Linked DNA regions of Homo sapiens: all the other regions are linked to region 3. The links are chromatin loops, found by intact Hi-C in ENCODE. Cell type or tissue: endothelial cell of umbilical vein. All regions are shown on one strand. Region 1 overlaps CDH11 (cadherin 11). Region 2 overlaps LOC105371310 (a long non-coding RNA gene). Region 3 overlaps CDH11 (cadherin 11).

Region 1 (8,000 bases), 60 kb after region 3:
ATTTTTCTTTAAGTCAGTTAGATCTCTTTTCTATAAATAACACACACAACAAATACAAATAGACAGAAGAAGATCTAGTAGCTGTAAAATTTTTCATTTGTCAGTTTTTAGGTTTTTCTTACTTGGACTACTGGCTTCAAGATGGAACCCTTTCAGGAACATGGACAGGAAAGCATGCAATTTCTAGGGCTTAATAAGCAGGCACAGTTGGAAGGCAAAACACCAAAAAATCAAGAATTCCATTTTTTTTTTTTACCAAATCCTGGATCCCCAAAAAGGGAATCAGCCCATCCCCCATTGAAGTCTTACCCCTCATTGGGAGGTGGGGACATTTTTATACCTTCTAGATGACCAAGAGCATGCTTCTCTGATCCAAAAGTGCAAAGAGCAGAGTGCTTCCCCATAACTGCCATTAGCCATCACTGAAAGTATATTCCCTACATAGTTATTACACACCAAAGCTCTCTCATAATCCAAAGTAATTTCTGATACCTGCAAAAGTAAAAAACACCAGGTAACTGAATGCAAAACAGAACAGAGGCTTAGATTTTGGGAGGATCTATCCGTTTTCAATTCCTGGGATTCCATAAGGAAAATAGAGGTTTTTCCCAGAATGGGGTCTCTGGCACTTCCTCTGTTTTTCCCAAGGACTTCTAGAATGTTAGAAATTACCTTACATCCTCTCATATGAGTCTCAAGAGTGTTAAGAAGACAAAAGGGAGAAAAACAATTCAGTCATCTGAGAAGAAAAAAGCTTTTCTTATTTCAGAGAAACAAGATTCAAGAAGAGAAAAACAAACATAAAAGCCATTTAAATACACACACACACACATATATATATATATATATATTAGTTATCCATGTTTAATTAAGCTAACTCTCAACAATAGAGCTCTTTAAAAAAAAAAAAAATCCTTTTAGATCTCTTAATACCAGACTCTAGGCAGGACAAATAGCCAACACCTCTGGCTTTTAAGCTACTTTTTTTTGTTAGTTTGTTTTTCTGCAAAAGTATTTTCCCAAGTAAAACCAATAAGCCTTAACTAAGGTTATGGCTTAACCATGGACCCATGAGATGTCTCCAAATAGATGGCAAGCAGTTTTTACAAGATCTAGAATCACCCCTAAAGTAACTCAGAAAAAAAAAAAAAAAAAGAAAGAAAATTCAAGGCAGGAAATCAAAAGCTGTCCATGGAGGGGTAAAGTTTAAGTAAATGGCAAAAGTCCCATAAGAGTCAAACAGGAAAAAACTCATTCTCTAAGACAAAAATTGAATGCAGGCCTCCATCAAGTAAGAGCAAACTTTTACTCACTAAGCTACAGTATGAGGCAAGCACCATAATGCTTTTCCCAGAAGGAGTATAGAGCAGACATTTTTGAGCTTGCAAAGGATATATCTTTTCCAAGGAAAAGGGACAGATATAAATCTGAGAAACCTTAAAAGGAAACATATTTTAGAATTGATAGCCAATATTTCTTGCAATCTTACTGAAAGAAAACCAATTTAAAAAAAAAAAACTTGTTTTAAGATAGGGAACCAAAACTTAGTCCAATAGCTTTTACTTGGAACTCTAACCATGAAATAGTAACACAATTCACTATTTTATAAAAGATAGGTGGATCCAAATTATCTCTCTGACAAAACTGGGACTTGTCCATGTGGCTAAACTTTGCTAATCTGAATTTGCTCCAATTGCTTAAAATACACCATAGCAGTGAGTCCTTCAGTATTCACCATTGTCCTCACGTTTAACAAGGATCTCCACTAAATAGAAGTTTTTCTGAGTCTAGCGAAAGCCCAGTTTTCTTCCCCTGAAAATTCCCACCTTCTGTAGCAAAGTGTTAAAGTTACAATAAGTAAAGAAAATGGTGTTACAGAAAATGATAACTTTAGGACATAACAAGAAAAGGTAAGGCCAAGTTTCACCTTGGGTGGACCTCTAACCCATAATCCTAGAGGGAATGCCAATTCCAAACTCCTCTGAGTATCCCAGGTGGTGCTAGGAATCAGCCAACAATATCAAATGCTGAAAAAAACAGAGTACCCAAGTACTGGCCAGTGAGGGTCCCCACAGCAAACGCTGAAAATCCCAGAGCATCGGGGGGCAGCCAACAGTGAACCCCAAAGGCACAAGACCTAACGCAATTGGGGCCACAGAACAACATGACTCTGGTGTCCCAGGGTCAACACAACAGAGGACCTCATACAGCCAAATGACCTTCCTTAAACAATGGCCCAAAGAGCCAAAGCAAAGACTACAAATGTGACAAAGAAATAAGGATAAGCATGCATTTGGGCATTGAGAGAAAAAAGTAAAATGGTCAGTCATTGGAAACTAAAGCAAAAAAGGCCTGAGAGAAGGGGCAACAACAGGGGTTATAAAGGACTTGGCCAGCCAGGTGTGCTTCTGCCTGTCCAGGACTCCCAGAAAATGGGAGACTGCATCAGGCTACCAAGCCAAAGGCCTCAAAGCCACTTACCCATCTGTCCAAAATAAAGAACATAGGAAAGGACAGATGTGCCCAAATCAAAGGGAAATAAAAGTAGCGAGTTGAATCTGGACAAAGGGAGACTCACCCACCCACCATTCAGGTCTAAATGGTGCCCATGAGTCTTGATTTGGTGTCCCGATGGGAGTCTACATTGCCTCTTCATTGGTGGCCAGAAAAGATGTCACAGGGTGAATCCCAAAATTGAGGTTCAGCCCGGGAAGCCACCTGGGTTCTTGGCTTCTTGTAGGAAGAAGTTTAAGAGCAAGTCCACAGAGTAAAGTGAAAGCAAGTTTATTAAGAAAGTAAAGAAATAAAAGAGTGGCTACTCCATAGGCAGAGCAGTGGCATGGGCTACTTGACTGAGTATGTGTATGTTATTTCTTCATTTTATGCTAGACAAAGGTTTTCTAGGAAAGGGGTGGGGAGTTCCTAAAACTGAGGGTTCCACCCCTTTTTAGACCATATATGGTAGCTTTGGGACATTGCTATGCCATTTGTAAACTGTCATGGCACTGGTGGGAATGTCTTTTAGCATTGGAATGCATTACAATTAGCAAATAATGAGCAGTGAGGATGACCAGAGTTCGCTTTCATTGCCGTCTTGGTTTTGATGGGTTTTGGCCAGCTTCTTTATTCCATATCCCTTCATCAGCAGGGTCTTTGTGAACTGTATCTTGTGAAACGAGTCCTACCCAATCTCCTGTTTCATCCTGGGACTAAGGATGCCTGAACTCCTGGGGATGCAGCCCAGCAGGTTTCAGACTCAGGTTACCCAATCCCATTCAAGGTGGAGTCACTCTGGTTGGAATGCCTCTGACAGAATCATTACAGCAAGAAGACCACGCTGCTCTTTCCTCTCTCAGGTAGAAGTGAATATTGCCTTTCCTTTGGATGACACTGTACTTTTGTGAAATTTGATAAGGGCACTTTCTCAGTACTTTACCCCTGGTTATGTCTTCTGCTTCCTCAGGATATATTAAGTTCCCTGAGATTCTGGACAACAGCTAACTCCTCACTGAATTCCTTGTCACAGGAGTCAATAGAATATAAAGTTGACATGGTTTCTGCCCTCAGGGAGTCTCAAGATTTAGATTAATTTTCTCTCAAACTCAGCTGCACATTAGAATTAACCGGGAAACCTTAAAAATTCCATTACCCAGGCCTTACTCTAAACCAATTTAAACCCAGGAATCAGTATTTTTGAAGTTCTCTGTGTGATTCCATTGTACATCCAAAGTAAATAACCACTGGTTTAGAGCTACACTATCCAATAGGGTAGCAACTAGGCACATGTGGCTTTTAAAATTTAAATTAAATTTAAAAAGCAGTTCTTCAAAGTACTAATCCCATTTCAAATTCTCCAGGGCCATTTCAATCATTACAAAAAGTTCTATTAGTCAATGTTGGTCTCAGGTACTAAAAACCCTCATCTGAAGCATAAAACATCTGTTCAATGAATGACGGTGTGCAAAGAATATAGCGCTGGGCATTCAAAGACCTGCCACTAACTCATTGTGTAATGTCCAGTAATCTAGTTTTCCTGTCTGTGAAATGAAAAGCTGGGTAACATGAGTGGCTCTCCAGACAAGATCTTTGGAATATACTAGAAAACCAAGGGATCAGGGAACACAATGCCAGGAAGAGCTGAACCAACTGGCTCCACACTCCATAGTAAATAGAACAGATAGCTGAATTCCACACAATTTTTCTTTGAAAAGCAGCTCTGCTGCATTACAAAAAAAGAAAAAATGAAACCATGTCTGATATCTTGATAACCAACAGACTCCCTGTCTCAGTCCAGCAGCAGGTTAGTGAATTCCTGCTTCAGTGCTCATAATCTCATGGTACAGGGAGGAGGGCCCTGCTCAGGAGGCTGTGAGGTCACTGACAACTAACAACTCACTTCCCCTCTCTGAGTCTCTGTTTCCTTTTATGAAAAAAACAACAAATGATGCCTGACCTCCCTCATTCCTAAGTTAATTTGAAGGTCGAATGAGATAACAAATGGGGAAACCCTTTGTAAAAGCATAATTTGGGTTACACAGGTGGGCAGAAGGATGATCAAATGCTAACAGCAGTGGCAACTTACATTTATTTGGGTAGGTTTTTTTCCCCCTCTTTATGAGACAGAGTCTCGCTCTGCTGCCCAGGCTGGAGTGCAGTGGCGCGATCTTGGCTTCACTGCAACCTCTGCTCCGCCTCCCGGGTTCAAACGATTCTCCTGCCTCAGCCTCCTGAGTAGCTGGGACTAAAGGCACCCATCACCACACCCAGCTAATTTTTGTATTTTTAATAGAGACGATGTTTCACCATATTGGCCAGACTGGTCTTGAACTCCTGATCTTGTGATCTACCCACCTTGGCCTCCCAAAGTGCTGGGATGATAGGCATGAGCTACCACACCTGGCTGGGTGATTTTTAAAGTTCTGGCTTTTAACCTTTAGAAGTGTGGGTTGCAGATAAATTTAAATTACATTATTATTACAGAAAGGAGATGTGATTTCACTCCTTTTCTCTAATATGGATATAAAATCTGCCAGATCCTGCAGCAGGTTCATTTCAGGTACATAGGCATCCTTGTTTATCCCAGAACCCAAATGGGATTCTGTAGTGTTGACCTGTGAGTATGCTGACCTCAGCTGTAGCTCCTTGGCTAGGGGATGGTGCAGGTAGTGGGGAGAGGAGGGATAGCTGATCCCTGAAAGGAAATGAATGGGGATACAGGCCAGAAGTCTGTCCACAGAAACTCCTGGGCCTCTCAATTATCCATGATATGGGGTGAAAATGGAGCAATCATGGGGTGAACAAAGCTCCAGGGTGGATGGCATGGGTTCTTCTGGTCAGATGAGTCCCAGGAGTTCAGCATGTCAAATCATTTGTTCCATTAAACCCCTGCTTGCAACAGCCCAGCACATGGGTGGGCATGCCTTTTACTGAGTTACCATCTACTAATTAGCTTTTTTAATTGAGTGTCTACTATCTGACAGACACTGTGCTACATGCTTTGCATACATTTTCAGAAAAAAATTTTCTGCAGCATCTTGATGAGGTGGGTATTGCCTCCACTGCCCAGATAAGAAAATAAGGGTTTGGAGCCCTTTGGTCTGTATTTAGTTCATATGCCTAGCTAATGCCCAAAATGGAATTTGAAGCTATATATGACCCATTTGGAAGCTATTGCCCTTCTACCATTTGACATTGAACCAAGATCTACTTTACTATAATTCTTTCAAATTTTGCTTTCTGGAGATGCTCAGAATTCAGCTAGCTCTTCTTCCACATAGCCACCACTCAAGAAATATTTTTGGAGACAAGGATTTCTTCAATAGTTAAGTGATAAGAATTTAGTAAAACATGTTTTTTGCCCTCAAGGAATTCCAAGGTTCCTGGAATTTTTAGAGTAGGCATCTCCCTAAGGGTCTTCCAATTTCCACCTCAAACACCAGGGGTTCCTTTCATACTTCCTTAGGGGAACATCTCCCATTTTTCCCCAGATGTTCTCCAGTCTGCCCACCTCTGCCAAATAGTCCCTGAATGAATGAATCATGATTTTCAAACCTCTCTCCCATAACATTTTCCACATTAGAACAAAATTTTGTTCTACATCCTTCCTTGCCTAAGTCTCCAAAGAAGGTGCTAATGAATAATAAAATGCAAGCCCTGCAGGGAACTGTAGGAAGGCAGCCAGACGATAAATATCTTCTAATAAATGGACCCAGCTCAACAGGAGATAGCTCTGTAAGATCTTATAAGCTAATCATTGTCAAAGGGATTGCTTTGGTGCCCATGGAAAAGGAGTTACGTGGTTGTAGAGGCAAGTGCCATGTTTCTATCAGTATTTCACCCAAGACAATTAAGTCCAGGCCCAGAGTCATTCCCTGATAGAAAGAGCAGCCATTACTTGGCTACCGCTCACAACACCAGCCACTTTAGTACTCACACCATAAAGGAGGGACAATTCTGTTCTGGACAGCAAATGTTAAAAAAGTGACACTAACCTTGTTTTTTATGAAAGCACATAAACAAACCAAATGATACAAAACTTTGCTCCATTTTTAGAGCACCATTGTAACAAAGCCCAGCTGGATGTCTCCCCAGGCCCAAATAACATCTCCGTAGGAGAAGCCTATGCAGCTGGAGATGGGATTGGCCTTTGCGCTCAGGGATCTTACATACCATTGACCAGTTGCATCTTGTTCCAAAGAGATTTACCAGCAGGCTAAATGTACAACTCATACACCATTGGTTGGGCAGAAAGTAAGTGCTTTCCAGCATTACTTTGTAAAGGAAAGTCCCTTTGAACCACAGCTGCCCTGATGAACTAAGGAGCAGATGAAGACGTAACAATACAGCAGAGTTACTGTAAACCATGAACTTGGGCAACAAGGACTTAGTGCCTTCCTGATAAGATGTCCACGACAGAAAGGCTTGCCCTTGTATCTCCAGGATGGCTGCCCATGAAACCACAGAAATATAGTTTGATCTGGTTCAGAGGCTGCTCCTGCTTCTGAATACAACCATGACATTGGCTTGGACTCTCAGCAACCCCAAGGTCTAAGTTTTCATCCTCCATCTCTTCCATGCCTAGAGATTTTTGTATGCCTTTAGGTTTTAAACCTCAGCAATCTAATCTAGCTCACACAGCACCCACAGGGAAGGGACTTGCATTTGAAGGATAGTTGTTTTAACAAATATACACATAGAGAAAATAACAGCTCCACAGCAAGTCAGCTCACTAAAATGAATAACATAATTAAAAATTAAAAGAGGTCAGGATATATTCAGGATTGCAAGGGCACTTCACTAAGAAGGAAGAAAAGACCTACATCATGAAGAATATGTGAAGATTTTTGAAAGGAAGAAACGGAAAGAAGAGCCTCATCCCTCTTCTGTGGCGATGCTTTCCATATCACACGTTTATGCCTTGTTTCCTGGGAAACCCACTGTCTGGGCCTCACCATGACTGACCGCTGCTCTGCTGAGATGCCCAGTTTGATTGCTCGGGGCTTTGAAGTTCCACCTAAGGCACAGCAGGTTTTTCTTCCTGGTGTCTGCCCCTGCCTCTGGCATTTTTACCTCCTGCTTGGGTCCTGTCGGGGCAGAGGAGAGAGTAAATGTTGCTGCCTACTGCCTGTCTCTATGTATCCCTGGTGGCACCTCTGCATCATCCCCAGATGGATATTTTTTGGACTGACACAGATCAAGGACCTTGGGACATTAACAGATCTACACCCTTAGAGTTGTTCTATCTATACTTGCCCTCTCCCCTCCAACACCCACACATAAGAGATACACACACACACGTCTATGCCTCATCTTCCCTCTCTTCCCTTACTCTGCAGCTGAGATATCCCAGCCTGTCCTACGGCTGAGTGCTTACAAGACGCAGCTAAATCCTACTTTACACTACACAGAATAAACTGAACCTGCTACTGATACATAATTCCTTTCTTTTCAATATTTCATGAGCTTGCACAACCCCCTTCCACAGATGCCCAACCCTCCAT
Region 2 (8,000 bases), 490 kb before region 3:
AGGTATTAAACAGGGGCATCGCATGATCTTATTTGCATTTTGTAAAATGAGTAAAAAAGATCATCTGTGGAGCATGGATGCCTGTTAAAATCTCTCCTGAGCTGCTAATATGCATATAAAGACTCGACACTGACTGTCTGTACTATTAAAGCTGAACATGCAGGCAACCAGGTGACTCATTAATCCCATTCCTAGGTACATTACCCAACATAAATGCATGAATATTTGCACCAAAACAGATGTGCAACATTTGATATTTGAAACATTTGAAATTGATAGCAACACTGTTTGTAGTATCTCCAACCTAAAACCAAACCAAATGTTCATCCAAAGTGGATTAAATAATGAATTATGTCATATTCATATAATGGAATACTTTGTAGCAATAAGAATAAACAAATTACTGCTACACACAACATTGAGGACTAGGACAAACAAGACATTAAACAAACGAGCCAAATGTACAAGAATACATACTGCGTGATTTCATTTATATAAATTTTCAATGTAGGCCTTTAGTGTTTGAATTCAGAAACTGGTTGTCTTTGAGGAGGAGAATGGGAATACCTTGGGGAGGTGGCTTCGGGATACTGGTGATGTTCCATTTCTTGATCCAGGGAGAAGTGGTATACATGGGAATTTACATTATGAAGATTCGTTGAGTTGCACAATTGTAATTTTTGCCCTTTCATTGTGTATTTTATAATTCAATTAAAATTTTAATAAAACCAAGAAACCAAAAAAAAAAAAATGTTAAGAATGATGGCCACAGGCCAGGTGTGGATTGATCACATCCCAGACCAGAAGGTATAAGAATAAATAAGTAGATTAAAGTGATACTCTAAGGACATTAAGAGGCTCAATGATTGGTCACTGAGGAATCAGGAGGAGTCAGATAATTGTTAGAATTTTGTGTAAATTTACTCTCTCCCTCTCTTTTGCAAGCTTCTTAAAGGTGTGTCTGTATCTCGTTCCTATTATCCCCACAGCCAAACACTACAATGGATGTGGAATAAATGAGCAACAAATATTGAATTAATAAATAAACATCGCACTTTCTGATGAGGCTGGAGGCTCTCACTTGATAGCAGAGGATAAAGAGAAGAAGAAAAGCAGGTCAGTAAGCTGTAGTGCTCTCAGCTGTTACTTCATCAGAAAAGGAAATAAATATAGAGTTGTTTTGAACAGCAGTATCGATGTTTTCTTAGGTCTAGTGGACACAGCAATGAGTCCTGACACGGGGTGGGAGACCATCTATTGACAGTCGGCACTCATCATAAGCCTTTTAAAGTTTTCTGCGGAAAGCCAAGATGAAGTAAAAATAGCACCGTATTATTCTAGGTCTGACTGATGGGAACAGTTGCATAAAGGTTTCTTGTTAAGCGCGTCAAATGTTACCCTTTGTGTGACTTTGGTTTAGCTTGCTAGTCTGATTAAATTCCATTCACCAGCAGAGGAAGCGATTGGTATTTATATGTCTGAAGCTGCTCTGAGTCTGGCCGTCCTAGACAATGTGGATATTTCTGGAGAGAGAGGGAGAGAAAAGCCAGGGTTTATCCACTTGGTTTATAAATGGTCACCAAGAACAAATAGATATTGTGTAACCTCATGAAGTGCAGTCAGGTTCAGTAGATCTGCCTGCATCTGAGCTGTTTCACATCAGCTTTTTTCTTTTTTTTTTTTCTTTCCTGGATTTATAAAGCTTTTAATAGTCATTTGCCAAAGCATTTTTTTTTTCTTCATGGTAAGTGGATTTTTTTCTACAATATATTAGATGCTTAATCACTTTCTTATAATGGGCATATTTAGAAAAAACTGTTTCTTAAAAAAAAATTGAGGTTCATGACTATAAACAACAACTTCACAGCTTGGACCATGGCTAGGCCAAGGGATTTTGAGTGAGGCTGGCTAAGTTTTCACACCTCTGCACTTACTCTTGTCACAGACATGTGACAGCAGTGAAGGAATTTGGGTTAAGGGCCTGTTTTTCCTTAACCGTAAAATCGTGAGCATACTATCTAACTAACAGTTTTATCAGTATTTCCATCTTGCAATAATGTATATTTAACGCCTAAGATGATTCCTGGCATACAGAGACATAAACATATATGCTACTGACCTTCTCTTTGTCCGTATTTTGATACTGAATTACAGTTAATTTTTATGAGCAGCTTTGTTTTATCTTATACCAAGAGCCCTAATTTATTTTACCCTAGGATAATTATATTTCAATTTCGGTTTTGCTTCCGGTTACTTTCCTCACCATCAACCATCAGTATTATTACTGTGTGTCAGTGGATGCTGGTATTCCCATTTGTTCTTTCTTTATCTGCTGTGAAATCAGGTATCTACATTCACAGAAAGGAAGAGCAGAATCTGAGTTCAGGCCTAAGGGGGCCTTCATGGGTGAGTCCCTGGGCTCTTAGAGTAGCCCTTGGACATCTCTCTTGGCTGCTCAGGGTTCAACTCTTCATCCTTGAGGATTCTTCTTGGATAAGTGAGGTCTTGCTGATACGTGTTGGCAACCCCTCAAGAAGTCACACTTTTGCACATGAAGGATAGAAGCTCATTGTAAAGGTCTATAGAAATGAAGGTTAAATATCCTCAAAATAAGATTATAATGCATTTTATGAGAATAGACATTCTGCTATGCTCATTTAAGGGAGGCACCAATGTTAAGAATAACTACACATTCCTACTCTGATAAAAAGAAAAATAGCTGAAATCAGTTTTATCAATAAGGAAAAAAATTAGTACACATTGCAAGGATCAGAGCAGAGCAATGGGAAAGAAAAGAGCAGATCTATAAGCTGGGCATGCTGACAAGTGCCTGTAATCCCAGCTACTTTGGAGGCTGAGAAGGGAGAATCGCTTGAGCCCAGGAGTTCAAGATCAGCCTGGGAAACATAGCAAGACTCTCTCTCAAACACAACTCTCTCTCTCACACACACACACACACACACACACACACACCAAACACAGATCATCTGAGGCAGTGGGTCTGGAATGAACTGGAATGATCATCTGAAATGCAGATGATCCCACCAGGTAATACCAATGTTTCTGGTTGTGGGGCCACGCTTTGAGAACTGGTTCGGATTCTGGCTGCTCAGCGTGGTTAAGCATGGTGCACAGACCAGTAGCATCGGTGACACCTGGGAGCACTGTTATGCATGCAATCTCAGACCCCCTCTCAGACTTACTGAATCAGAACTTGTGGGCACAGTAAAACTTAAGATTCACCAGTCTGAAAAAAAAAAAAAAAAAAAGCAGACCTGAAAGCAAACAGGCAAATGGTCAACCCACTAGTGGAAGAAAATCAGCTGTAATCAAGGGTTAACATTTGGGCAAATTCATATGGAAATGGAGTTTAAATGATCTTGCATGTCAGGAAATTAAAATGGCAGAGGGGTAATGGGAGTTGTCACAATAATATCTCACAAATGGAGAAATGCTGTTGCCTAGGATGACCAATTGTGCACAAGTTACTTTTCATCCTCTGGCTGTGAACAGAGCTCAAAAAGTATATTCCTGACCTTACTTCCTTCTATAAATTATTGACGCTAATACCTCCCTGTCTGTGGATGCACTGAGAGATAACAAAGCACACACGCAGCTCTATAGCCTCTTTCCTTCATATTCTCAATCTTCAGTGTACGGATGAAGCCACCAACCTGGCAGAGCATCCAGGGAAAGCAATTACTTCATTTATGACACATTTAAATTTGTTGAGTAAACAATTTTGAGTCTTCTATGGGGCCTATTACACTTGAGCCTGAGAAGTACTTATTAATAATTTTTCAGCTAATATTTACTCAAAGCACTCTAAATCAGCATTTCTAAATAAAGCTGAGTCCAAAGGGCAGAGGGCTGGTAGGCAGATGATGAGGAAAGCTGACTCTCAACATTCCTTTAGAAAGTTGAGGTTTATAGAGGGTTGGTTTTGGCAACTCCACCGGAAACTTATGTTTGGATAGCCGTCTAATTCTAAACCAGTTCTGACTTTGCCCAGAATTTGGGTATGAGACAATAAATTAGCCTGATATTGTTGGAAAGAAATCTACTCAGGCTAAGAGTCAGAAAACAAACTTGCTTTTATTAGCTCTGTGACCTTGAATATGGCACTTAGCATTGCAGAGGCTTAGAAGGTAGGAAAGTAGGGGTGGGTGGGGGGAACACTTACTGAGAGCAAAGCACAACAGACTTCTACAACAACGGATATTAACCCTGCTTACTCTGTCTCCATGCACTCAAAGACACATGCAAGAGACACAGAGATGTGTATTAAAATGCAGAGTTTGCTGCAAGCTGTTATCAAATCAACTTGATCGTATCAGCCATGTCTCTAAAGTTATCTGTTTTGATTCTTCTTCAGGAACTACTTTCGGCTGGTAAGCAGATCTTACAGTACAGTAGTTAAGCATATAATGTTTGGAGCCTGACTGATATAGGCACAAATCTCAAGTCCACAACTATGTGAACGTTGGTAAGTTGCTAAACATTGTTAAGCCATTGTTTCCACATCTGTAAAATGGAAAAAAAATAATTGTTCCTACCTCAATGCTGTATATGCTGAATGAGAGGGAGAATGTATAAAAGCTCTTACCATAGCATAATACAGAACCTAACACAAACTTAGCCTCAATCAATTCTAAATATTTTGACCACTGTGAATTTTGAATTATTTACTTACACTTTAATCAGGATGGTTATTTCTATCTATTTTATGATCTTTGTCCATCTAGATATCTCTTGCGGGATACTTTCACCTGGACTACATTTGTAGCTATTTAATGATTCCTAAGTCCGATGCATGACCAGTCCTTTATCCCAACCTCTCTTAAGTTCAATCCCCATTCAGGTCCTAAACACATTCACCTTTTTCCAGGTATATTAAGTTTGGTTCCTTAGAAGTGGGTATCAGGAAAAGGATCCATGTGAATACAAATAAATCAATAATCGATTTTTTTAAAATGATAAGAGATAGGGAATGTGGGAAGAAAAGAAGGCCCCACAAGAGTGTGATATCAAACAATGTGCCAGGGAGGTAAATGTTGGCTCAGCCCCACACGTGATCTCTGGAGACAGCATGGATTCTACACAGGTTTGCAGGTAAACTAGCTCCCTGAAAATATTGGAATTATTCCAAACAGATGGCAAGATAACTGGCTATATCCATCACTCATTGTTTGAGGGCTGCCCCAGAAATTTGAAGGTCTCCATGTATTAAGGCAAGTTAGCTACTGATAGCCTGAGGGAAGACTGCCTGCTAAGAAGCACACGTGCTAGCTGTTGAGAGTAAAGGTATACATGGAACTGACCATGAAAACAGTGTAAAAGGAATCATAGGAACATAGGCAGAGCCCTGACAGCATCTGCCATAACAATAATGCTAATATTAATGTAATCAGAAAAGGGGTCTTGATGCAGACCTCAGGAGTGTGTTCTTGCAGACAGGAATTCAAGGTGAGTCAAAGAGAGAAGAGAAGGTTCGTAGAAAGCTACCCTATTACAGAGCAGGGCATACTCAGAACACAAGAAGAGGAATGCTTCACAGTAAGAAGAGACAGTTTCTTGAAAGCTATTCCATTACTGAGTAGAGTGTCCTCAGAAAGCAAGTGGAGGAATTCACTATCTTTGCTTGAAGTTTTTCTTACACAGGAGTCTTACCTATGTAAAGAATAAACTAAGCTGTGCCTACATGTGGGTGGGCTGACAGCATGACAAAATGTATTATTCTATTGATTTAAATAAAACTATCTGTGACGTGTTAGTGTGTAAGTATATTAAAGTATAACTGTAATTATCTTGAAAGCACATATTGTTATGGTTATTGAGAGATCTAGGCTTTCTGTTTTTATAGGAGTTTGTCCTTACAGGCATTACCAAGCTGACTCCTTAGGTAAAAACATCTTAGGACTATGGGTCATGACTAGCAAAGACTGTGCCTTGCCAGTTTTAAGATGGAGTTGATTTTAAAATGGTGGCACTCTGGCTTTCCTAGGCTCCTGCTTTCCTAACATTAACATCCCAGCAAAAAGTTTCCATGAACATAGTAGTCTGCCCTTTGTACTTTTGCCATCATCTCATGTTGCTGGGTAAGGATTATTAGTCCCAGTGATAGATGGTTTAGGTGAATATAATTTAACATACATGCATATGTACACATACATAGACATAAATATTTTCAAATTCCTGTTTAGCAATTTATTCCATAATATTTGGTTTTACTATGAAAGTAGGTCATTTAATTAATTAATTAATGTTAGTTATACAAATTTATCTTTGCTATAGTGCTTTACATAAAAAGGGGAATAGTCTTTGGTAAAATGTATTTTTAAGTATTTAAGTCCCTTTTGAGTCAAGGTAGTTTCAGTCATCAAAAGTTTGCATGTATAAATTGCATGGAAAAGTCCCAAAGGAGTGCAAAGAGAACTCTTGTCTCTCATTTGGGCTACAAGAGACACACTTTTCTAAGATTATGACTCATGATAGTTGCTATAATGGTGCATATTAAAACTTTTTTTCAATAATATGAGAAACAATGTTGATTTTCAATTACACACGTAAAGAGCTGAATAGAGAGTATCTGGATTTCTGCCATGTATTATTCTTCTCTCCAGTTCCTGCCGATCAGTTGAACCTCTCAAAATAAGATATGGATCAAAGATGGACCTCAGAATTCCCCACTTATCAGTTCCTAGAATGAGAAAAGAGTTGAGAAACATCTAAATTCCTGATGTCTGTTGATTCAGACATGCACATAAAGCAAACTGCAGTAATTAGGGTCATATAAATTTCCTATAGCCATTAGCCCATCACCTTCCCTCATGGGAAAAGAGAACCAGGCAGTGGGATCTTCTCCTTGACTCCTGGAACCCCAGGCTGCCTTTCTTTTTATTTGAGTTAAGATGTGTTGGTTGCCTGGATACGGCTGAGCTTGTGAAAAAAATGTCACTGAGCTGCTGTCATGATGGCCATTTTATTACCATGATTTATAAATGGATTATCTGTGAAAATGGCTCTGGTTTTAATCATGCCCCCTGCAGGAAATGGCCTGTTCTTATTGGTTTGTTTCAATGACAGGTCGAGATATCCTGATATTTTATAACAGTTGGTAGATGCTTTACTGCAAATGATATCCATCCTCCAGAAAAAATTAGTTAACTTCTAATAGCATTAACCTCAGGAAGTGTATCCTGCCCACCCCCTCAATCTTATTTCAGATTCCTTCTTCTGGGGCATCAAGCTCCCCTTAGCTTTCCATCCTGTTTTCTCGTAATTCTGTTTCAAGGAGGAAGCAATCAACAACAGATTTCTTCCACAATGTTCCACATATGGGAATCACTCTTTGATGTTTTACAACAAATGGATTTCAAATAGTGAACAGGAGAAGATGCACAGATTCCTCGGTTTTGTGGTTCCACAGGAGGAAGGTGATGCTTTGCTAGGGTGCCTGGAATCAATCCTATCATCATCATCAATTTATTGAGTCTTTATCCCAAGCTGATAGCTTTACATATATTGTTCCTCACTTTCAAACCAAGGTGGATAATCTTCAAAATAGGAATTATCTTCACCACTCCCAGTCACACAAGGTTAATTTAAGTGACATAGTTAAGTGGTAGGAGTGAGATTCCACCCAGGTGTCTATGATACAAATCTTCAGTTATTTTCTTCACTTCATTGCTTCCTAAAGCTTATTCCATAGAACACTAGTTCTGTACAATTTCCAAACCTCCATTCCCTACCTGCAATAAGGTTAAAAAACAAAGAAGCAAAAATAAATATCTGGGGATAGTCTTGAAGATTCACTGTACATGCTAATATTCTGAAAGCTCTAAGAGTCTCTAATTTCTGTTGATAGTTTTAACTGATCTTTTCCCAAAACTTAGTCAAACATGAAATACATGTTTAATTAACACCTACTAATGGAACTCTGTAAATAAGGGTTTGCTGAAAGCTTCACTAGAGTATGTTTCAGTGCCTATACTTATAGA
Region 3 (8,000 bases):
AGAAAGGACATGGTAGAGGTAAAGTGTACAAGGAGTAAAGCATGGAATGTCTTGCTCACTAAGCTATGGAGTTTCAGTTAAATACATAGGAAATGGAGAGGCAGGAAAGAATTTAAAAAAGAGAGAGAGAGAGGCATTGTCCAGTTTGTTTATTGAGGGCTGAGTGAAGTGGGGGCAAGGATGGAGTCAGACAGACCTGTTTGTAGGTCACCATGTAGTTACAGCTTCTCTGTGGGTAACTCTATTCATGATAACTATCAAAATTAGTTGTGCTTTCACAATATAACTAATTTTGCTGGATGTGCTTTTGGGGATTCCCTGACATCAGATTTATATTCACTGTGAAAGCCTTCTTTTAGGACGCTTCCTGGCACTCATTTTTTCATCTTTTCATGATTACAGAAGGATGGAAAGAAGAGGCTATCATAGGGAATCTAAGAAATATCTAGAATTTGATGAAAGCCACACTGACACTAACTAGAGAAGAAGCATCAAGGACGGAGAAGGCCAAATCAAACAGGGAAGAGGCTTCATGGTTTACAAAAGGCTACTCTTAAAATTGATTTACTTGAAAATCTCGAGTATTTTTGTTGTCGTTATAATAGAAACTCATTGAAAACTCCTAAAATTTTCCTTGGCTGCTCAAGTGACAGAAAAACCTTCTGATAGCCATGTAACCCCATGATCTGATAAACCTTCAATTCTAATTGAGATGGCCCATTGTAAAGCTTGTAGCCCTGGGGTTCTGAGATCCCGGGATGCATTCCAATTTTGATACCAGTTTTTAGTATGTCAGTGCCTTTATCTCTCAAATTGGCAGCTCAATTCATATAGTGTAATAATTTACAACTGTTTTATAAATTATTATTAGGATTATATATCAAATATTCAGATATTAATATTAAAATTGTTCTCCCTTTAGAGATGAAGAGCAAAGCCAAGCCTTTAATCTCTAGGCCTTGCCTTTTCCTCTGTACCTTATCAAATGATTGTTGTTTGGAATAAGAGGGTTGAAAATTAAAATTATGAAGTTAATATTAGAATATTGTATTTATAATTACCAGGTCACTAGGCCAGCAGACAAAACTATATTATCTTCTTGTTAGAATCAAAAAATTGTAATAAAATTAAACATTTATTTTTTAGTAACACAACAATGTAAAGGAAGTTCTGTCTCTCTCACACACACACCCCCCAAAACACAAATCTTAATTTTAATCTAATACCCAGTATGATGTTTAATGATGAAACTCAAGAACTAATTTCCCTATTAAAGTAATAAGTAAACCAAGAATGGCCATTACTGTTGTTATGATATAGCACATATTTGAAAAGTGTAAATCTATGCAATTAGATGAAAAACAAGTATTTTAAAAGGTGAAACAAATTGCCATTAATTTTTATGTAGTTATTGCTCTAGAAAACCCAGGAAAATCAGGTAAGTTATATCACTTTGCAATGCCCAATAGTAAATAAATTAAAACAGTTATAACTTATACTAAAAATAGTGACTAAGAAAATAAAATTAGAACAGATTCAGTCCAGTCTGATACATAAGAAGCTTGGAAGTCACCTCTCCATCCAAATAAAAAAACAAACAAACTAGAATATTAACAACTTTTCCTAGATTCATAAGAGAATTGAGTTTACAGGGCAAAGAGCCGTCCCCAGATTGGAGACAGACAAGTAGATACAGAGAATCGAACTTACTAGATTAGGAACCAACAAGCAAAAACTTCCTCAGGAACCAGTGCTGGGGTAGAAAAACCTGAACTGTAATTGACAAATTGATGGAGGCCCAGTGTGGAGAAGTTAAAATCTCTAGGGGAACCCAGTCACAGGACCTCTCCCGTGACCCCCTACCACACACATGCACATACACACTTGTGTGATTTTTACCTCCAGGAACTCTACCTGGTTCTCACAGTGAATATTAGAGAAAAATTCCCTCATGCTATCAGTAGGAGGAGGGAAAAAGGAACCATTTTGAAATACGCCAGAGCATTCTGTTCTTAACAAGGCCTGATCTTAGAAAAAACTTTTAAAGGAAGCCTAATCTTCTGGGATTTTATCAGAGACTAACTGACCTGGGGAAAAGAAACTTCCAACTCTAGGCCATCCCAGGTATCCTGTCCCAGCAAAGGAGGGAGAAAAAAACAACTAAGGAGCACTTGTGAAGTTTACAGTTCAGAGGCACAAGCTTACTAAAAACTGAGGCCCAGTCATAGGACTATGGAATGCTAGCCCTTCTTTAACTTACTATCCACATTGTTAAAGGCTTATTTATAGCAGTTCCTGTTACCCACAACACCATTTCCGTTATGAAGAAAAAAATTACAAGGCATACTAAAGGCAGAACAAAAAATCCTACAATTTGAAGAGACAGAGAAAATATCAAAACCAGGCACGCATATGACAGAGATGTTGGAATTATCCAGCTGGAAATTTAGAACAACTGTGATTAATATGCTAAGGTCTTTAATGGATAAAGTGGACAACATTCAAGAACAGATGGGCAATGTAAGCAGAGAGATGGAAATTCTAAGAAAGAACCAAAAGAAACACTAGAGATAAAAAACATCAACAGAAATAGAGAATGCCTTCAAAGGGCTCCTTAGTAGACTGGACACAGCTGAGGAAAGAATCTCTGAGCTTGAGAATAGATCAGCAAAAACCTCTAAAACTATAAAGCAAAGAGACAAAAGACTGAAAAAATAATACCCCAGAATATCCAAGAACTGTGAAACTATAAAAGGTGTAATATATATGTGATGATAATACCAGAAACAGAAGAGAGAAAGAAACAGAAGAACTATTTGAAACAGTTATGACAGAATTTCTCCAAATTAATGTCAGATACCAAACCACAGATGCAGAAAGCTCAGAGAACATCAAGCTGTATCAATGCCAAAAAGGAAGTCCCTACACCTAGTCATATCATATTCAAACTACAGAAAAATCAAAGATTTTTTAAAAATGCTGAAAGAGGTCAGGAGAAAAAAACCCACCTTACCCGTAGAGGAATAAAGATAAGAATTACATCCACCTTCTCAGAAATCATGCCAGCAAAAAGAGAATAAAGTGAAATAATTAAAGTATTGAGAGAAAAAAACATACCAACCTAGAATTCTCTAACTACCAGAATTATCCTTTAAAAGTGAAGGAGAAATAGTTTTTCAGACTAGCAAAAATGGAAAAAAAAATTGTTGCCAGTAGGCCTGCCTTGTAAGAAATGTTAGAATAAGTTCTTTAGAGGGAAGAACATGGGTCAGAAATCTGGATATACAGAGAGAAAAGAAGAGCGTGGAAGAAGGAATAAGTGATGAAGAAACAGACACTTTTATTTTTCTTATATTTTAATTGACCTAACACAATAATTTGTTCACAGTAATAATTGCAACAATGTATTTGATTAGGTATGGTTATTCATATATACCGTCATGAGTTGCTTAGTGACAGGGAAGCATCCTGAGAAATGCATTGTTAGGAGATTTCCTCCTGTAAACGTAGTGTATTTAAACAAACACAGATGGTTTAGCTTATTACATCTACCCTATATGGCACAGCCTATTGCTCCTAGGCTACAATCCTATACAGTATGTTACTCTGTTGAATACTGTAGGCAATTATAACACAGGAGCAAATATTTGTGTGTTGAAACATAGAAAAAGTACAGTAAAAATATGGCATAAAAGATAAAAAATGTTATGCCTGTATAGGGTACTTAGCATGAATGGAGTGTTCAGGACAGGAAGTGGGTGAGTCACTGAGTGAGTGAATGTGAAGGCCTAGGACGTTACCTTACACTACTGTAGACTTATTTATTTATTTATTTATTTATTTATTATTTTGAGACGGAGTCTTGCTCTGTCACCCAGGCTGGAGTGCAGTGGCCCCATCTCGGCTCACTGCAAGCTCCGCCTCCCGGGTTCACGTCATTCTCCTGCCTCAGCCTCCCGAGTAGCTGGGACTACAGGCACCCGCCACCACACCCGGATAATTTTTTGTATTTTTAGTAGAGACGGGGTTTCATCATGTTAGCCAGGATGGTCTCGATTTCCTGACCTCGTGATCCACCCGCCTCGGCCTCCCAGAGTGCTGGGATTACAGGCTTGAGCCACTGCGCCCAGCCCTGTAGACTTTATAAACACTGTACATTTAGGCTACACTAAACTTATAAAAATTTATTTTTTTATTATACTTTAAGTTCTAGGGTACATGTGCACAACGTGCAGGTTTGTTACATATGTATACATGTGTCATGTTGGTGTGCTGCACCCATTAACTCATCATTTACGTTAGGCATAAATCAACCTTAATTTTTATTATTATTATTTTTTAACCTTTTAAATATTTTTGTTGGCCAGGCATGGTGGCTCACGTCTGAAATCCTAGCACTTTGGGAGGCTGAGGCAGGTGGATTACCTGAGGTCAGGAGTTCCAGACCAGCCTGGCCAACATGGTGAAACCCCATCTCTACTAAAAATACCAAAAAAAAAAAAAAAAAAAAAAAAAAATTAGCCGGGTGTGCTGGCGGGCGCCTGTAATCCCAGCTACCTGGGAGTCTGAGGCAGGAGAATTGCTAAAATACGCGAGGTGGAGGCTACAGTGAGCCGAGATTGCACCACTGCACTCCAGCCTGGGCAACAGAGCAAGACTCCATCTCGAAAAAAAACCTTTTTGCTAAAAACTAAGATGTAAACCCACACATTAGCCTGTGCCTACACAGGATCAGGATTATCAGTATCACAGTCTTCCACCTCCACATCTTGTCTCACTGTAGGGTTTTTCAGGGGTAGTAACACACATGGAGCTGTTGTCTTCTATGGTAACAATGCCTTCTTCTGGAATACCTCCCAAAGGACCTACCTGAAGCTGTTTTAAAGTGAACTTTATTTTTGATAAATAGAATGAGTACACTCTAAAATAATGTTTAAAAGTGTAGTTATGGTAAATCCTAGGTGATAGGCATTTTTCAGGTCCATTATAATCTTACTGGATCATCTTTTTATATGTGGTCTGCTGCTGTCCAAGACATTGTTATGCGGTGCATGAAACACACACACACACACACACACACACACACACACACACACACACACAAGCTTATTTATAAGTGAAATAAGTGACAGCAATGATATAAGGAACAAGAGGGAGAAATTAGGATTAATTTCTTATTATAAGGTACTTGTACTACCTGTGAAGTGGTATAGTGTTATTTGATAGCAGACTTGGATTAATTGTAAATGTATAGCTCAAACTCTAGGTCAACCCATTAAAAAGTAAAAAGAAAAAAAAAGAAGTACAGTGGCAGTGGTATGCTTAAAAAGGACAGAAAATAGAATCACATAAAATACTGAGTTGAAACCTCAAAAGCCAGAAAAATGATAGAAAATATTATTTAAAAATTACTTTATAATATCTTCCAAAATGTAAAGTAGCTAACCATAAACTTAATAAGAAATGCATGATACAAAAATGAAGAAAACTACAATGACTTCCTGAGGGTAATAAAAGGAGAATTGATTCAATGGAAAGTCAGACCATGGTTTTGGACAGGAAAAGTATTTTTAAAATTTTAGTTCTTCTTAAATTGATCCATAAATTTAAGATAAGCTCAATAAGATTCACAAAAGTACTTGTAGGGCACCTGAAAAATAATTCTAAATTATATCAGAAAGAATAAAAAAAGCAAGATTTGTAAAATAGTAATAAAATAAAAATAATGCGGAGAAAGCATCTGTCAGGTTTCAACATATATATGTATAAAATTATTAAAGAAAAATATGATACCAGTAAATAGACAGAATGGGAAGAATAGAAAGTTAAAAAAATCTAATCATAAAAAATGTAGAAGACAATAAAGATACCCTTACAAAGCAGTGAGACATGACTAAATATTTCATAAATAATATTTTTAAAATGCCCAACAGGTGGGGGAAAAAGATATATAAGAAAGAAGAAAAGATAAGTTAATGTTGATATCAATTTTGGGTGAGGAACATCTTGCTAAGGATAATAGTAAATAGACAAAAACTGATACAAAAAGTGTAACATCTCTACTTAAGACTACAGCAGAGTCAGAATTAAAAGAACATTAAAACATTAGGAAAATCTATGCAGTAGGTATGGTAGGTCAAAGGTGAATAGCATTAATAGATGAACAGACTTTACAAATCAATTGCAAACTGACAAATATATAATTTAAGAGGTGGGCAAAGGACATAAATAGCCAACTTATAAGAACAAAAGAAGAACTGATTAATAATTATTAAAAACACCTGGCTTTAAATGATGAAAGTAACTGGAACTTAAAATGTTACATTTAACTTACCAAATTGCCAATGATTAAAAAGAGTAATACTAACTAGAATTGACCTGGATGTGAGAAAATAAAACCTCACCTGTTTTACCAATGGTATTAAAAATGGTATAACATTTCTGATGATCAGTTTATTAATTAAGTAGCAATAGCTTTTGATCCAGTAATTCCACTCTAGGAGTTTTGTTTGTTTGTTTGTTTGTTGCACTCCAGACTGTTGCCCAGGCTGGAGTGCAGTGGCGTGATCTCAGCTCACTGCAACCTCCACCTCCCGGGTTCAAGCAATTCTCTTGCCTCAGCCTCCCGAGTAGCTGGGGCTGCAGGTGCACACCGGCCAAGCCCAGCTAATTTTTTTGTGTTTTAGTAGAGAAGGGGTTTCACCGTATTGCCCAGGCTGGTCTTGAACTCCTGAGCTCAGGCAATCCATCTGCCTCAGCCTTCCAAAACACTATAGGAATTTATCCTAAAAGAATAATTAGATATTTGGCGAAGGTGTGGAAAACAATGTACGTACTTACAGTCAACTGATATTATATATCCTCATAGTTGAAGGTAGAAAGACAACTTGAAAATATTGACATACATATATTGATTTGTATTACATACTATTAAGTGGGAAAATTAGTGGACATATATTTCACAGTTGCTTTTCTTTTTTTTTTAAGAAAAGAAATGTATGCAAAGAAAGGATACACAAATAGCAGTGACTATTTCTGGGTAGCCTATTATCAAGTTATTTTAATGTTTTAATACCATTTTTGTTGGTTTGTATTTTCCAATTTTCCTTCAAGAAATAGGCATTAATTTTGTAATAGAAGCAAATTATAAACTTCTTTGCAAATATATTTTACTACAATTATTATGGCTGTGATTAAAGTGAAAATTGAAGAACCTTGTCCTGTTCTGTTCACACATTCCCTGGAACCCTAGATTAATCCATAAATTAAATTTCAGAATTTGCCTCTTCTGAGGATTGTTATTATTGACAATAGGATAAACAAAGACTTTTGAAATGAATTAACTAGAAGAGACACGAGCTTTATATTCATTTTACAGTGTGCCATGTACAACCAACAGGGCCCTCCAAATATTTAAATTTAGTTTTTGCACTTATTGCTGTGTGACCTTGGGCAAATCACTGACCCTTCTGATGTCTCATATTCTTTCTTTATCTGAAAATTGGATAAAAATATACCACCTGCCTGCCCTATGCGACTGTTTGAAGAATTAGGTGAAACAATGACATGAGAAGGTTTTATAAACCAGTTAAGAGCTACATAGAGGAGAGATATTATCTCAGTCTTTTTTTTTTCTTTGCACTTTTCTCATCCATTACATATTTCTTGTGATTTAAGAGATGCCACATGCCTGGTATTTTCAAAGTAAATGCATCTCAAAACCTGGGCAGACATGCTCTTCATCTGCCCAAATAGCACCATTCCTGATATTAACAGCCCAAGATGGACTTAAATGTTGAAGAATCATCCAGTGTTCTATTTTCCTGCTGCCTGCTGAGTCGGCTTTGAAGCTCGGGCTGCAGAACGGAATAAGATAAAATGAAATAAAAAGCTTGTGTGTATTAAGATGGCTTTTCCTCTTATATTTCTAAAAACGCTGAATGCTTATGCCGGAGTTTAGGCAAACACAATACTGATTATTTACATGGCATAATGGAAGT

Evidence for each region. A loop is a pair of places that touch in the nucleus more often than their neighbours do. Peaks named below come from ENCODE experiments on the same cell type or tissue, not always from the same donor. Only the 100,000 strongest peaks of a DNase experiment are listed, where the experiment ranks them.
Region 1: a loop joins it to region 3, with 8 times the contacts of the local background. A loop is called at or near these places in 2 of 110 quality-filtered maps.
Region 2: it touches region 3 in a loop (2.9-fold over the local background); 2 of 110 quality-filtered maps call a loop at or near these places.

What each region holds. Positions count from the first base shown.
Region 1 is chr16:65,020,739-65,028,738 of GRCh38, forward strand. All of the region lies in intron 2 of CDH11 (cadherin 11), which reads right to left. Among named protein-coding and RNA genes, the nearest start is that of CDH11, 97 kb to the right of the region's middle. In endothelial cell of umbilical vein, no CTCF peak of the experiment used is centred here; a DNase peak (open chromatin) is centred at 4,233; H3K27ac peaks cover 2,029 bases.
Region 2 is chr16:64,474,700-64,482,699 of GRCh38, forward strand. LOC105371310 (a long non-coding RNA gene) reads left to right here. Exons shown (of 4, transcript XR_001752234.1): 3 at 990-1,116; 4 at 4,376-4,513. Among named protein-coding and RNA genes, the nearest start is that of CDH11, 640 kb to the right of the region's middle. In endothelial cell of umbilical vein, no CTCF peak of the experiment used is centred here; DNase peaks (open chromatin) are centred at 1,432 and 3,992; H3K27ac peaks cover 1,169 bases.
Region 3 is chr16:64,960,716-64,968,715 of GRCh38, forward strand. The region is part of intron 11 of CDH11 (cadherin 11); the gene reads right to left. Among named protein-coding and RNA genes, the nearest start is that of CDH11, 160 kb to the right of the region's middle. In endothelial cell of umbilical vein, no CTCF peak of the experiment used is centred here; DNase peaks (open chromatin) are centred at 2,256 and 3,586; H3K27ac peaks cover 2,321 bases.